Regions from separate parts of the Homo sapiens genome. Here region 2 is linked to region 1. A link is a loop called in an ENCODE intact Hi-C map of the cell type or tissue named here. Cell type or tissue: endothelial cell of umbilical vein. All regions are shown on one strand. Links, peaks and the distances in the headings refer to the core of each region. The heading gives the core; the rest is flanking DNA.

What was found. Peaks named below come from ENCODE experiments on the same cell type or tissue, not always from the same donor. Only the 100,000 strongest peaks of a DNase experiment are listed, where the experiment ranks them.
Region 2: a loop joins it to region 1, with 4 times the contacts of the local background. A loop is called at or near these places in 5 of 110 quality-filtered maps.

The regions. Positions count from the first base shown.
Region 1 is chr3:14,399,436-14,407,115 of GRCh38, reverse strand. SLC6A6 (solute carrier family 6 member 6) reads right to left here and starts at 4,510. Exons shown (of 15, transcript NM_003043.6): 1 at 4,269-4,510. It overlaps LOC105376959 (a long non-coding RNA gene), which reads left to right and starts at 4,709. Exons shown (of 8, transcript XR_007095825.1): 1 at 4,709-6,455. RefSeq lists silencers at 742-912, 4,187-4,716 and enhancers at 3,327-3,406, 3,477-3,536, 4,857-5,026, 5,037-5,086. In endothelial cell of umbilical vein, for the core only: a CTCF peak has its summit at 4,752; a DNase peak (open chromatin) is centred at 4,585; H3K4me3 peaks cover 2,344 bases; H3K27ac peaks cover 316 bases.
Region 2 is chr3:14,318,902-14,326,581 of GRCh38, reverse strand. No RefSeq gene overlaps it. Among named protein-coding and RNA genes, the nearest start is that of LINC01267, 30 kb to the left of the region's middle. RefSeq lists enhancers at 1,890-2,059, 3,049-3,642, 6,671-6,730, 6,751-7,060. In endothelial cell of umbilical vein, for the core only: no CTCF peak of the experiment used is centred there; no DNase peak of the experiment used is centred there; H3K27ac peaks cover 523 bases.

The DNA.
Region 1 (7,680 bases), core at 1,772-6,771:
ATGGCACCACTGCACTCCAGCCTGGGCAACGAAGTCAGACCCTGTCTCAAAAAAAAAAACCACAAGAAAAACTTTAAAAATACAGATTCCCAGGCTCCATCCCCCTGGAGGTTCTGATTCAGTATGTCCAGGCTGGGCCTGGGAGTCTGAATATGTTTGTTTGTTTGTTTTTAAGTATCCCAGGCAATTCTGATACCTGACCACAGTTAGGGCAGCCCACCTGCCTCCCCCATCATTCCCTCCCCACTCTTTTGTTTCAGGTGGTTTATTATTTGTATGTTGGTTTTTCCAAGAGAAGGGTGGTTGGCCACACAACGCTGGAGCTTTAGAAACAGAACAGCAATTCCTCACTCTCTCTGCTTTCCCTCTCGTAACCCTAACTCCCACCCTTGGCATCAGCCTCTGCCCAGGTTTCCAAATGAAGCCTCTGACCAGGTAAGGCAGGAAAGGAAACTCCGCAGACCTGTCCAGGACTGGCATAACTCACCTAGAGACACTAGGGCTGTGTGCTCCAGGGAGGTCAAAGCCAGCAAGTTAATGGCCTGTGTACCGGTTAAATAGCATGTCCAGGCCTTCACCCCCATGTTTACAGAAAGAGTTCAGGGCAAGACTCATTGGTACAGAAAATGCTTAGTGGCTCGGTGACTCTCCGTCTCCTGGACCCCAGTTCCGTTCCTTACTCACCATCAGGGTTCTCCTGGGCTCCAGGCTTGACTGGCTTCTGCCCCACTATCCTTAAACCCAGTATGACTCCTGCTGCCATCAGGAGAAAGCCCAAACCCACTTACACAGCATTCAAGGCCCTCCGGCTGGCACGGTGGCTCACACCTATAATCAACACTTGGGAGGCTGAGGCGAGAAGATTGCCTGAGCCCAGGAGCTTGAGACCATCCTGGGCAACATAGTAAGACCCTGTCTCTATTTTTATATGTGAAAAAATAAAACGCCCCCCTCCCCACCATCTGGCTCCTATTCCTCTCTCCAGCTAGGACCCGGGGAACCTGTTCTACAAACATGCTTGGCTATTTCACGCCACTGTGCCCTTGTGGCTACTCTGCCCCCTGTGGAGAATGCCAGCCCATCCTGTTTCTCCACCCACAGACAATGGCAACTCCGACACTGTGTCCTCTAGGAAGCGAAAGTGCCTCCTGCCCACTACCCCACCCTCACTGCACACTCAGCTGCTCCTTGGGTCTTCTTCACTGTATCCTACGGATGGTAATGGCCATTGCAGTTACCACATGCTTCTACCTCTGGGACAGGAGCTCCTAGAAAGCCAACACTCTACCTTGAACCCAGTGCCAGCCCAGAGCTGACCTTAACCAAGGTCTATTAATCAACTAAATGAAGCACATTAAAAAAGCGCTCTCATTCTCACTTGAAGGCTTCCTTAGGCATTTCCAGATCCACAGCTCCTGCCCAGAACCCATAAATTCAAACGAACGCTCTGGCCAAGTTGGCAAACACAGGAAAATGAGATGCAGCCCCAAAGAATCTGACTCTTGCTCATGACCTTCTGCAGAAGTGGGGAATCAGCATGTACCTGCCAGGGTGGCCCTGGGATTTCAGGCCAACCCCAATTCCCAGGCAGACCCCCTCTGGCTGCAGCTAAGCTGCATTCTGGGGAGCCCTTATAATTTACTTCTCAGCTTTTTCTATATACGGGAATGTGTTCAATGACTCACAAGTTTCTTATCATTCAGGACTTTTGGAAAGACTTTCAGAGAAGTACACCTCCCAAATCCTTTGACAAACTGACAGGCGGACAAGTTCAGGTTAGAAAACAGAGTCCCCAGAGCCCGGACTGCCTTGTGGAGGGCTGACCCCTGCAGCAGAATGGGTAGCAGGGCTCAGGGGAAGGCACAAGGAAGGGAGAATGAGTAACTAGGGACAGAAGCAAGGTGCAAATGGGTCCCATAGGCTCACTTTCCTGCCCTAAGGACTGGGACACCTTTGTTCCTCATTTTCCCCAGGCCCCGGTTCAATTTCAACTCCCGAGGATATCAGTGACCAAAGCCCCATGGGGCCAAAACTCACAGCTGAGCTAGGGAAAACCTTTTGAAACTTAATTTTGTCCAGTCAAGGCAAAGTCCCTTAGGTGGCTCTCAGTTTGTCCATCTATAAAATGGGTACTGCTCACCAGGCCTCCAGACTCTGAAAAGCAGATGTGGTCCAATCACCACAGGTTGAGGTGACGGGAAGGAGGCAGGGGAGGATGATTGCAGCTGAGCCATGGGTTAGTACAAGGGTGTCCCCAAAGGACAAAGCCTCCAGAATGCACCTTGGCCCTTGCCATACACCACAGTGACCCAGGACCTCGTGACACCCTCTAATCAGCAGCTCTACAGCCGAGCCCGGCTTTACAGCTTACTACAAGCTTATTCAGCCTCATCTCCCTCAATCCCCTCAAGGACGTAGTGAGGCCGGCACTGGTGTCCTTGCTGCCCAGGCAGCCAAGCCGAGGCTCAAAGAAACCAAGGGAATCAACCAAGGTCACCCACCCATTAAAACAAAGCATAGGACTTAAATCAGTTCCCTGGGGACAAGCTCCTACCTCTGGTCCCTGGTTTACTCTATAACCAGTCTGCCCCACCCATTTTACAGGTAAGGAAACTGAGGCAGAAAAAGGGTTGCCCAAGGTCAACTGGGGGCTGAGCCAGGCCTAACACCTCCCACCATTCTACCAGTCCCACCCTGTTGGGGGTTCTTAGCCGTGCTAGGCCCCCTTTGGATCCTCTCCAACACCATCTTGATGAAATTCCTCCCCCACCCCACCTCCTCATGCCCACCCCACAATCCCTGGGTGACTCCCTGGTCGAGAGGGAGGCAGGTGGTTGCTAAGCACTCACCCGCTCTCTCTCTCATAAAAATAAACTCCTTCTGGCTAGGAGACTCTGGACAAGATCCCCTCCCTTCTAGCCAACAAAAAATTAAAAAGAAATTTTAAAAAGATCTCCTCAGTGACATTTACTTGAACGTCAGCTGTGCCAAAGCGGGGGCCAATTTAGTGAAGTCCAAATGGAGCCATGCGCCAGTAAACCTCAGCCCGAAGACCCTCCATTCAAGTGTCTGGGCAATTACTGAGCTGATTTATTTCCCCAGACAGGAAACGGGGGCCCAGGCTGCCTCCCAAGCTTTTGGGGCTGGTCCTGGGGATGCCGGGATCTGGCAGAGGCCCAACAGTGACCAAAATAGCCAGGCCGGTGGCCCTACCCGGCACACACCTCCCTGCCTGGGAGAGCTGCCCACAGGTCTCCTCTCCAGTCCAGGCTGAAGTCCAGGCTGAAGCTTTGAGGCTGTAGGAGGAGGTCCCTGGAATTCTCTCTGTGTGGCTTCCCTAGTGGGAGGGGGACGAGAATCTCCTACTCAAAAGAGGAACCCACAGAAGGAAGAGAAATAGTCTGGAGGGGGAAGTGTCCTGCTGGCCCTGCCGGCTGTCCACTACCCCTTGGCTGCCCCTCCGGGCCTTGGTCCCACCACTCAGGACTGCTGGACGCTGGCGCTGCCACCTGCACACCACCTATGGAGTGCATGCACCTATGGAGCCACGCTGCCCTATCACCTCTCCCCACTCAGCGCCGGCCCTGGAGAACCAGCTCTGGCCATTGGACCCTCTAGGCACCAGGGACACCCTCTTGGGTACAGCCGAGGACACACGAGTGCCCACAACCAGGGACCTGGAGACACAACCACACTCAGGGACACGCACGTGCACCTAGCCAGGGCCTGGAAGACGCAGCCCCCCACACACAGATTCATGCAGACACAAACGGGGACACACAAGAGCACACATCCAAAGACAGCACACTCAGGTATCACACACAGAGAGGCACACACACACAGCCCAGCACGCAGAGAATAACAGACATGCACCGGAACACACATGTGCACGCTGCTGGGGACACGGTGAAACAGTCACCCTCAGAAACACAGACACAGGGATACGGAGGCACATGTAGGCATCCTGACGGAGACAGGCACACAGATATGCCACACACACACACACACACACACACACACACACACACACACACACACTCTCCTGCCGCCCGCACCAAGAGCCGGAGCCCTTTTGCCGGGGAAACAATAACAGCCCCGCCAGCGGGACTGAGCAGGCGACTCTCGGTCCCTTCCGCGGTGGTGAAAGGGGCGCCGGATGGGCGCACGCGGAGGGGAGGAGGCCGGGACTGCGGCGACGCGGGGATGGGGAGGGGCTGCAGACGGCGGGCAGCGCCGGCTGCGCGCCCAGCTCCCGGTCCCTCCGGTACCTGGGGTGGCTGCGGCGCCGCCCGCGCTCTGCTCGGCTGTGCCGGGTTCCGCCGGCCGGGGGCTGCCTGCCCGCTCGCTCTCTGACCCGCTGGGTGAACGCTCCGCACTCCCTCTTGGCGCAGCTTGTCCTCTGGGCTTGCGGTCCTCGGGGCTCGGCGTTGGCGGCGGCGCGAAGGAAGCGGTAATTTATAAGCGGCTTCTTCCTGACCTCGCGTGTCTGTTGTCTGAGCAGGCAGCTCTCAGCATCACCCATCCTGCTGGGTGGAAAAATACCAGCTCGGCCGGGCCGGGGGCGGGGCCGGGGCGGGGCCGGGGCTTCCAGCCCCGCCCCAAGTGCGGACACACGCGCGCACACATACACATGCACACACATACACGCAAACACGCACGCGCGCATGGGCTCGGACACACAAAGAACCCGGGCTCGCCGAGCGCGCGCGCACACCCTCATGCCGCGCGGCGAACGTTCGTTGCCAGGTGCGGCAGCCCGCCCTGGGCGCCTCCTGCCTGCGGAAGAAGAGCAGGACAGACCCGACCCGACCCGCCTAGTCCTTTCCTTCACAGCAGCCTCCAAACTCCACCGCTCGCCTCTTCCGCCAGGCTCCTAGGATGAGGCCCAGGGCTCCTGGAGCAGCCAGGTGCAAACCAGACCGGGCTCGCACTCCACTGCGTTGCCCTGGGCGATCGTCCACGTTCTGGGAGACTCGGTATGCCCCGGGAGGGTGGCCTGAGCTTGTGGTGTGAAGCCAGGTACAGAGCTCCAGAATCCTGGCCTTGCCATGGCTGTGTGACCCTGGGCAAGTGACTCAATTTCTCTGCCTCAGTGTCCTCATCTATAAAATGGAAAGGAAAATAGTAGCGCTTGTCTCCTCCGGCTGTTATGAAGATCCAAGGTTAACAGCGTAGAGAACTCGGAACGCACCCGGCATCTAGGAAGTGCCAAGCCAGTGTCAGCTAATGTGACTATTTTTAAATGGAGATGGGGAGTGTGCCATTATTCTTGTCCTTATTTGAATGAACGGGCCCTCAGGGACCATTTTCCACTGCCCCGCCCTGGCAGCATGAGAGGGAAACGCTGTGAGAACCCCGAACCCCAGCCTTCTCCTGTCCCTCTCTCTCTCTCTCTCTCTCTGCACCTGGGAGGCGGGGAGGAGAGAGCCGATCCTTCCACCATTTACACGGAGAATGAAAGAAGAAATACCGGCCAGGCGCGGTGGCTCATGCCTGTAATCCCAGCACTTTGGGAGGCCGAGGGGGCAGATCACCTGAGGTCAGGAGTTCGAGACCAGCCTGGCCAACATGGCGAAACTCCGTCTCTACTAAAAGTACAAAAATTAGCCTGGCGTGGTGCCGGGTGCCTATAATCCCAGCTACTCAGGAGGCTGAGGCAGGAGAATCCCTTGAACCCGGGAGGCGGAGGTTGCAGTGAGCCGAGATCACGCCACTGCACTCCAGCCTGGGTGACAAGAATGAGTCTCAAAAAAACAAAAAAGAAGAAGAAGAAGAAATACCACACAGGTCCGACCAAGAGCTGCCCCCACTCAGGCCAGGATCCCTGCCTGGAAGGGCTCTGCAGCCACTCTCCCTGTACAGCCCCAGGATGCTAAGGAGCATCCCGAAGTGACACTGGCTCTCCCTGGAGGCCCCTGCCATCGGACTCCAACCTGACCTTCCAGTGGGTGCTCCTCATACTGGCTCCAGCCAAGACAGACGAGGACCACTGGGCACATGCCCTTCCTTGCCTTCCTGTCACCCTTCCCACCCTTCTCTGCGGGCCCCGGGTGGCCCCTTCCTCCAGGAAGCACCTGGGGATCAGCAGTGCCTCTAGGGTCCCAGTGGCCCACGTGACATCTGCTTCTGGCCACCTGAGCACTCTCCTTTGAGTTCAGGGTCACTGTACCCTTTTATAGGTGAGCAAACGAAAGCTGAGGAAGAGGAGTGACTGGGTCTCCCACATCCCTCTGCTTCAGCTATGAGGTTCCCTCATGAACTGCAGGAATAGACGTCAAGCAAAAACTCCTCAGACGCCCTGTGCATGTGTGGTCGCACAGGGCACAAAGACTGAAGCAAAGGGGCAGGTCCTAGCGTGGGGAGGGGACTCCAGGATTGAAGTTTGAACCAAAAGGAGGCTTTGACTAAGCCACGAGCAGTGAAGCCGGCAGGAGAGGAAGCAAGTTCTAGCAGAGGTGCCTGCCGTGCGAAGGCCTGAGAGCAAGGTTGTTGGTGGCAGGGCTGAGCTTGAGGGTCTGAGAGAGTGAGCAAGGGCAGTGGCTGTGGGAGGAGGGAAGAGTTGTGTGTTCAGAGCTGCAACTTGGAAAGGCCCATGGGATCCTTTGACCTCCAGGTAGGCCAGCGGAGCCTCATGCAGGTAGTGCCAGCGCAAGACACACGAGTGAACCATCTATCCAGTTACCAGCTCCATGAGGGATGGGATCTGTTCTTTTGCCTCCATCAACTCCTGGAGTCTATCATAGGCCTGACACACAGTAGGTACTCAATAAGTGTTTGCTGCATTTATTTTAACGTACTTTTCTTTTTTTTCTTTTAAAACGGAGTTTCGCTCTTGTTGCCCAGGCTGGAGTCCAATGGCGCAATCTCAGCTCACTGTAACCTCCGCTTCCTGGGTTCAAGTGATTCTCCTGCCTCAGCCCCGCTAGTAGCTGGCATTACAGGCATGCGCCACCACGCCTGGCTAATTTTGTGTTTTTAGTAGAGATGGGGTTTCTCCATGTTGATCAGGCTGGTCTCAAACTCCCAACCTCAGGTGATCTGCCTGCCTCGGCCTCCCAAAGTGCTGAGATTACAGGCGTGAGCCACCGTGCCTGGCTTTAACTTACTTTTCTTTGGCACTTAACTATGTACCCTGCACAGTTAAATGCATTTTAATAAGTTAACCCTTTTCATCCCGACAACACCCCTATGAGATTGGTACAATTATTTCTTCCGTTTTATAGAAGGTAAAACCGAGCCACAGAGAAGTTAAGTAACTTCCCCAAGGTCACTCAGCTGGCAGATAGTAGAGCTGGAATTCAAACCTAGGCCACCTGGCTCCAGAGGTTACAATCTTGAATGAGGGGATTCTGGGTGGGCGATTGCCAGACAAAAAAACCCAGCCCCAAGGAGAGAAAGGAGGAGAAGGAGGCAAGAAGAGCCCCAACCTCAGCCCCAGGGAGAGGTGGCAGATGAGGTGGAAAAGGGATGGTCAGACCGGAGAAGGGGCCAGGAGGAGCCAATGCCAAAGCTAGAGGCATGCACAGGGTGGAGAGAGCTCAGTGCGGGAGGCCACAGACCCTAGCTCCACCTCAGCCCTGTGGCTTCCCAGTTGTGTGACTTGGGCCTGCAGGCCTGCTCTCTGAGCCTCAGTTTCCTCATTGTAATATGAGATAAAATACACCCTGCCTCAATGAGCCA
Region 2 (7,680 bases), core at 1,441-6,440, 80 kb after region 1:
CTACCAGGCTCAGCTAATTTTTGTATTTTTAGTGGAGACGGGGTTTCACCATGTTGGCCAGGGTGGTCTTGAACTCCTGACCTCAAGTGGTCTGCCCGCCTCGGCCTCCCCAAGTGCTGGGATTACAGGCGTGAGCCACCGAGCCTGGCCAGGATTATTCATCTTGTTACTGTTCATTTGTAGTTATTTATATGTTCTCAAATAAACCCTTTGTGACACACACACACACACACACACACACACACACACACGCAGAGTCAATATTGTTTCCCAGTCTTTGGTTTGCCTATTAGTTTTGTTAATGCTGTCTTTTAATGAGCAGAAAATTTGAACTTGGATGAAATCCAACTTATCCATTTTTTTTCTTTTAAAGTTAGTGCTTTTTGTGTCCTGACCAAGAAACCCTTGCCTCTCTAATGTTGCAAAAATATTAATGTGTTTCCTTTATAAGCTTGGCTTTGCTTTTTACATTTAGATCCATTTCAAATTGATTTTTGAATCAATTGCAGCAGTTGACATATATATTTTTTTCTATATCTATGTCTCATTGTTTCAGCACCATTAGTTGAAAGTGCTTTCCTTGGCCAGGCATGTTGGTTCATGCCTGTATGAGCCAACAGCTCCCACTTCCTTTTGGGAGGCTGAGGTGGGAGGATCACTTGAGGCCAGGAGTTTGAGACCAGACTGGCAACATAACAGGACTCTGTCTCTACAAAAACAAAAAAATTAGCCAAGTGTGGTCGTATGCACCTGTGATCCCAGCAACTTGGGAGGCTGAGGCAGGAGGATTGCTTGAGCCCCAGCAGTTGAGGCTGCAGTGATCATGATTGTCTCAAAAAGGAAAAAAAGTGCTTTTATTACCCTATTGATTTGACTTAATTTGCTTTGACTTATTGTTTTAAAATTATTTTTTAGTGGTTATAATCTTCTGTTGTATTTATATTTCACATTTGAAAAAAGGCTGCCCTCTCAGTGCCACCTCTGTGCAGATATCATGCTCAGGGCTGGGGAGAGTGTGGTGTTATGACAGCCCCTCCCTGGCCCTGTGGAGCTGACAGTCCAGCAATGAGACTGAGATTGCTGAGTCAAATAATGAGGTGGATATGGTTTCTCCCTCATGGAGGAGAAATTAATGGAAACCAATTGCTAGACGTGTGCCGAGGGAGGCCTTCCCAGGGAATATGTTAATGTGAATAAGATCTGAAGGTCTTAATGGACCACAAGCTCGAGACCTTCCTCCTGTACATCTCAGACCCTCTCCTCTGTTCTGTCTTGTTTTGGGATCTTTGGCTCATCTTTGAGAAAGGGTCAGAGCAGACAGAGAAAAATCTAGAGGTGGCTACAGAGCAGGGAGAGGGCTGGAGGTCCTGTCCTATGAAGAGCGGGAGACAGGTAGCTCTGAGGTCCAAAGGGCAGAGCCAGGACATTCCCATCTTCTAGATAGGCATAGGCAGGCAGACCTCAGCTCTAAGCAGGGAAGTTTTACCTGGGCATGCACTGTTCAACATCTCTATAGGATTCCAAGGGAGAGAGAGGTTTGTCCTGAACCTCAAGTCCCCTCTTCATTATGGTGTATTATTTGAAGGCTTTCCGAGGCTTCCAGTCCTCCACACCAAGTTCCTCTGACAATAATGGCCACCTTTGCCCTTGAGCTCTGTGGCCACTAGTCAAGGCCCTCAGATAGGGACCTGGCCCTTCCAGGCTATTTACTGGAAGGACGCTTTGGTTCCCCTTCACGCCCAGCAGCAGAGTGGGAGGACCCAAGAAAGCTCTGCGGAATGCGCCGCCAGCCCCTTGGCTCTGTCTGGAATTTCACGGGGACATTTTGCAGTCACTAAACTTAGCACCAGTGCCTATGGCTTCTGGGTAGGCCCAGGCATGCCAGGGGCTAAGAATGAATCACAGAGTGAGTTGTCAGGAAAAAATGTGATGGGCTGGGCTCTGGGGACACGTTTTACTGTGGGCAGGGGGCACGGTCCTGAGAGGGAGTCTCTGGGACCCCTGGGACTCCTGGGATCTCTCCCATCCTGTTCTCCTTGGCCCAGAGATGCAGCCCTTACCCCAGAAAAGGGTCTATGCTCCATGCTTTTGGGGCTGGGGTGTCTGGTCTATCATGTATTCCACAAATATTTATTGAGGGCCTACTATGTGTCAGCCACCCTGCCAACCCCTGAAGATTCTGTGGGGAATTTGGCAGACGTCGTCTTGCCCTATGGAGTTTAGATTCTCCTGGGGAGGACAGATGGGTTCAGACCAAGGGGGCTACGGGAGCTGAGAGGTGGAGTCCCAGGCAGGGGAAATCGAGGGGAGATTCCTGGAGGAGGCGTCTAAATGGAGACCTGGAGGTGGAGGAAGAGCTCAGCTGGGGAAAGGAAGGAAGGGTGGTTCAAGCCCTTGAGGAACTAGGAGCGGTTCCCTGACACCCGGCCCAAATGCTTCCCACCCTACCATGATGCCATTTGGACTTTTCGCCTGTTTCCTGGAGACTACGTCACATGAGAGAAAGAGGCCACTCTTAGGGGTTGGGCAGACTTGGTCTGGAATCCAAGCTCCCACTTTCTGTGTGACCCACAGTAAGCCAGCCTGCCTCTCTGAGCGTCAGTTTCCTCTTCTGTACAATGGGGGTAATAACGGGTCCTCCTTCCAAGGGCCAGAGTGTACCTAAGTGAATGTGCTGGGCACAGTGTCTAATGCTCTGCAGATTGTCGGTAAAGGGAGCTCTTCCAACCTGGCCTGCAGTTCCCATCCTCCATCAGTCTGTGAGTGCTGCCCCTTCTCCAAAGCCCTACCCAGGGACTGGCCCAGGAAGGCAGTGATACATGCTGCTGGGGCCAGGAAGCTTTGTTTTTCATGTAGTCCCGGGGCTGTGGCTTGGGAAGAAACGCCAGCTACGTGGGGAGGGTTGCCCAAGTGCCTGGATTGAAACCCTCGTCCCCTCACCAGCCCCGCCTGCCTCCCGGGGGGACAAAGAGAAGGTCAGCCTCTCTTCTGTGGCCAGCAGCTGTCAGTGACAGGACCCAAGTGCTGCCCTTGGTTTCTTTCTTCTATGCGGATGTGGCCCTGGTGGCTGCCAGCCCTCAGATGGACAGGAACAGCTTTCCGCTGCCCTCACTCCAGGGACGCGTATGCACCACTGACCCACATCTGCCAACCAGTCCCACAAGATTATGCAGGCAAGGGCAGGGGTCTGGGAGCCCCATTCCTGTCCTGTCTGCCTGTTTCAGGAGCTTCTCCAGGCCTGGGGGGTGGGGGATAAACCCCACCCAATGCTTGACCTCTTCCTGGACTGCCAGCCTCAGGAAATCCTGCCTATAATTTGTCACACATTCCCTTGGGGCTGCTAAGCTTTTATTTTTAGGATTTATTGAGCACCTCCTGTGTGACCCAGGGTCATCTCATGAATTACTCTACCCCATAACCTGGGGGCAGGGTCATCCCCATGGTTTAAAGACAGGGGATCATGGTGCAGAGAAGTGAGGTGGCCGCCTGAGGTCACACAGCCAGGAGAGGGTAAGCTGGGAATGGAATCCAGCCTGCTGACTCCGAAGCTCACTGACGCCAGGAAAGGACTCTGAACTCAGCAAGGGAACCCCTACCTGTTACAGACGAGAAAGCTGAGCAGCAGGGGGAAACTGTCAGCAGCCATGGGTGGCAGAGCCCGAGTTTGAACCCGAGCCTGTAAACTGAGACCAAGGACTCTAAGGGGACAGAGCCAGGTTGCCTGCAGGGTCTAGCAGTGGATACGGGCCAGATCTTGGACTCTGGATAATCCAGTTCAAATTCCATCTTGCCCTAGCACCGTGCAGCACACACAGTGAACGTGCAGTAAACATGGTAGAGTGGATGAAAGCGAGGCGGGAGTGAGGACGACCTTGTGAGTGCCCTTGATCTGGGTGACCAGAATGACACACTAATGAGCCAGGCTGCCTGGAGCTCTCTTATCTTCATATTCAAATGGCACCCCCCCTCCCCACCAATTCCTCTGGCCATGGTTGATTGGGTTAAGGGTTGGCACCAACTGGGTCAATCACAGTCCACCCTCCCTGGCCATGGAAGAGTGGCCCAGGCATAGACAATCTAAACTGGGCCAATGAGTCTCAGCCCAGGAATGTTTTTTTTAAAACTTGGGACACAGAAGGTTGAGTTCAGAGCCTATAAAATACAAAACTCAGGGGCCAGAGGCAACTATGTTTCCATTTATGTAGCAGCAGTGACGGTGACAGCAATAGTCTCCATTAGGATGGCTTTCTCCTGCAAGTCAGAACAAATCTGTCCCTCAATGGCTTAATAACTAAAGTTATATTTTCCTCATGTGACAAGACATCTAGAGACAGGTGACCACAGGCATTGGTTCGGCCACTCAATGAGGTTAGAACTGGAATTTTGTGGTTTTCTTGCCTTTCTCTTATGGGTATAAGATGGCTGCCTCTGCTCCAGTCATTACATCTGCATTCAAGGAAGGATAAAAAGGGGAAGGGCTAGGCCAGTTGTGTTCGACATTTTTTTTATCAAGGATACAAAAACTTTCCCAGAACTCATAGCAGGTGTCTGCTTACATCTCATGGCTGAGATGGTGAGGCTGGGAAAGAGCATCCTGCTGAAGAAAATCAGGGATTTTATTTTATTTTATTTTATTTTATTTTATTTTATTTTATTTTATTTTATTTTATTTTATTTTATTTTATTTTATTTTAGACAGGGTCTGGCTCTGCAGCCCAGGCTAGAGTACAGTGGTGCAATCATACCTTACTGCAGCCTCAACCTCTTGGGCTCAAGTGATCCTCCTATATCAGCCTCCCAAGTAACTGGGACCACAAGCATGCCCCACCATACCTGGTTAATTTTTTCATTTTTTTGTAGAGGTAGGGTCTCGCTCTGTTGCCCAGGCTGGTTTCCAACTCCTGGGCTCAAGTGGTTCTCCTGCCTCGACCTCCCAAAGTATTGGGATTACAGGTGTGACCCACTGCAGGGCTCGGCCAGGGCTCTTTTAAATGAGAAGGGATGCTAGGTGGGCAACCACCTGCCTCTGTCCTGTGGCAGTCTTCAAGGAGTAGCGATAAGGGATGGGGAGAGGCTTGTGGTGACATCTGGGTGGCTGATTCTAGATTTTGGCCCAAACTTTCCCTTGGATTCTGTGATTCCTTAAACACTACTTTTGGGCTAAGGTGGTGTAAATGGGTTTCCACACTAGCTCAAGAACTGCTCTGGATGCCAGGCCCATTGGCCCCTTCTGAGGACGGTGGCTGCCTAGGAATCTGTGCCCATCAGGGGCCATGATTTGGGTCATGATCTGGTCACCATGCCAACAGTGGGTGGCCCAGTAACCTAGGACCCAGGACCTGGCAAAATGACAGTCTCCTCTCATGGAGGGAAATGCAATGGGGTAGCCCAGCCCCAGGCTTCCCAAAGACAAAGGAAGAGGTCTCCAAAATGTGCCAATGTGCTGGGTGGCAGACAGCAGCCACTACCCACTCTGGTGGAACAAGAACTGTGAGAGACTAAAAGGGCCTCTCCGGGGAATGCAGGAGATGGGGCCACGCTCAGTTCTGTGAGATCATGTCAATCTTGGTGCTCCAGGCAGAATTGGCTTCATATGGGGATAACAGACTATAGAATTTGATGACCTGGGTCCAAAGCCTAGCTCGTGCAGAGTTAGCTCTCTGAACTTCAGTTTCCCCACCTGTCAAATGCGGCCAATAATAGTTCCCATCTCTGTTGGAGATTTAATGAAATGTAGTAAAGCACTTGGCATACTGTCTAGAACATGGTAAGTGCTTAAGAAATAGCAGTAGTTTCAGTAGTTTTCTAAAAAATTGTTTTTGTTTTAGAGACGGGGTCTTGCTATGTTGCCCAGGCTGGACTCAAACTCTTGAGCTCAAGTGATCCTCCTGCCTCAGTCTTTCGAGTAATTGGGACTAGCGGTGGGTAATAAATAATAGTTTTAATATTATGATTATCATAGGCCCTCAGGAAACATTTGTTAAAAGGAAGTAAAAATAAATTAGGTCCCAACATTAGCCTTGTCACAGCTTGGGGTCACAAATATGGACATGGTAGGGTGTTGCTGGGCTGGGCAGGAAGCAGTTAGTATTCCCCAGCTCTCCTGGGTAGGCTCTGGCTGAGGGCAGCACGATGACTTCACAGGCAGATGTTCCCTGTCTCCTCTTTCGGATGAATGACGGGCAGCATTTGCCACCATAACATGCTTCTGGAGGAGCTGCTGGACTGCCCCACATGGCACAGGCCAAGAAAAGAGCCTCTTGACAGCTCTACTCCAGTATCTGAAATGCACCAAACAGCCCTCCAGAAAGACCTCCTCACATTCTCTGAGCAAAAGGCACCACTGCTCAATCAGAAACATGGACTCTGTCCGCGATGCCTCCTCTTTTCTCATTCCACTTCCAATCTATCCCAAGTCCCACGACTTTACCCCAAAGAGCTCTCTAGTCTGCACCCCTGTCTCTGATTCATCACCCAACATCCATCAGGTTGGCAGCTGTAACAAACAGTCCCAGGTCTCAGGGCTCAACACAAGGAAGGTTTGTCCTTTTCAGCACAGTCCAATGCAGTGAATGGTGAGTCTCTGCTCCATACAGTCATTCAGCAACCCAGGCTCCTTCCAGCCAGTGGCTTTGCCACCCCTCAGGCCTTGGAGTTCTGCATTGGACCCTCTGCAGGAGGCAAGCGGGAAAGAGAAACAGCCCAGAGGATTGTATGGGAGAGTTTCCTTGGCCAGGGCAGGAAGTTCCTTACATCACTTCTGCCCACATTCTATTGGCCGGAACTAAATCACATGGTCCTACCTCACTGCAGAGGAGCCTGGGAAATGTAGTCCAGCTGAGTGCCCAGGAGAAAAAGGAAGTAAGGCAAACACACAGCATTGTCTCTCCAGAAACATGCTTGTCCACATCCCCTTCATCTCTTGCCTGGTCTCCTTGAATTTGTTTCGGCTCTCTCCCGACTCTTCTCCAAAGAGCAGCCAGAAGGATGTTTTCCAAGACCAGAATCTGATCATAGCCTTTGTCTGCTTCAAACCCTCCCATGATTTCCCACTGCTAATAGGATACAGGCCAGCTTCCTTCCCAGCTAAGTTACGTGTGAACTGGCCACTGCTGACCCCTCCACACCCAGTTTTTCCCAGTTAAAAATCTCCCCGTTTTTCAGCTTGAGAACGTTGGTGATTTTCTTATTCAAGGTTTGCTCATTCAACAGAAATAATATATATGTATTTTTAATTAAGGTGTTCTAGGAGATCTTTTGAAGAGTTATGTAAATATAATATGAGAATGTGTTTGGGATTTTTTTTTTTTAGAAACTCAAGCCTTCTGAGTTTAGAAACTCAGGCCTTCTTTATTTCTAAAAGAAAAAAAATTTTTTTTTTTTCCCCTCAGACTAGGTAGGGTCAAATTGTGTCTCTGAAGTTCCACAGCAAACATTTGAACAATACATCTCCAGGCCTTGCTGTTCAAAGCCCCTTGCAATCAAATCTAATCTTAACCCAGCTTCCCAGCTGCAGGTGGTGATGTGTTGGTGAACTGGCTCTCTGGAGGGGGAAAAAAATGTTCTGACTTGTAGAGTCTGCCGATTTCCATGGTGCAAATACTTCCACAGTGGCAGATTTCAAGCTCCCAGGGTGACATTGTCAAATGCAGCATTGGAAGAGAGATGCACAGTTGGCTC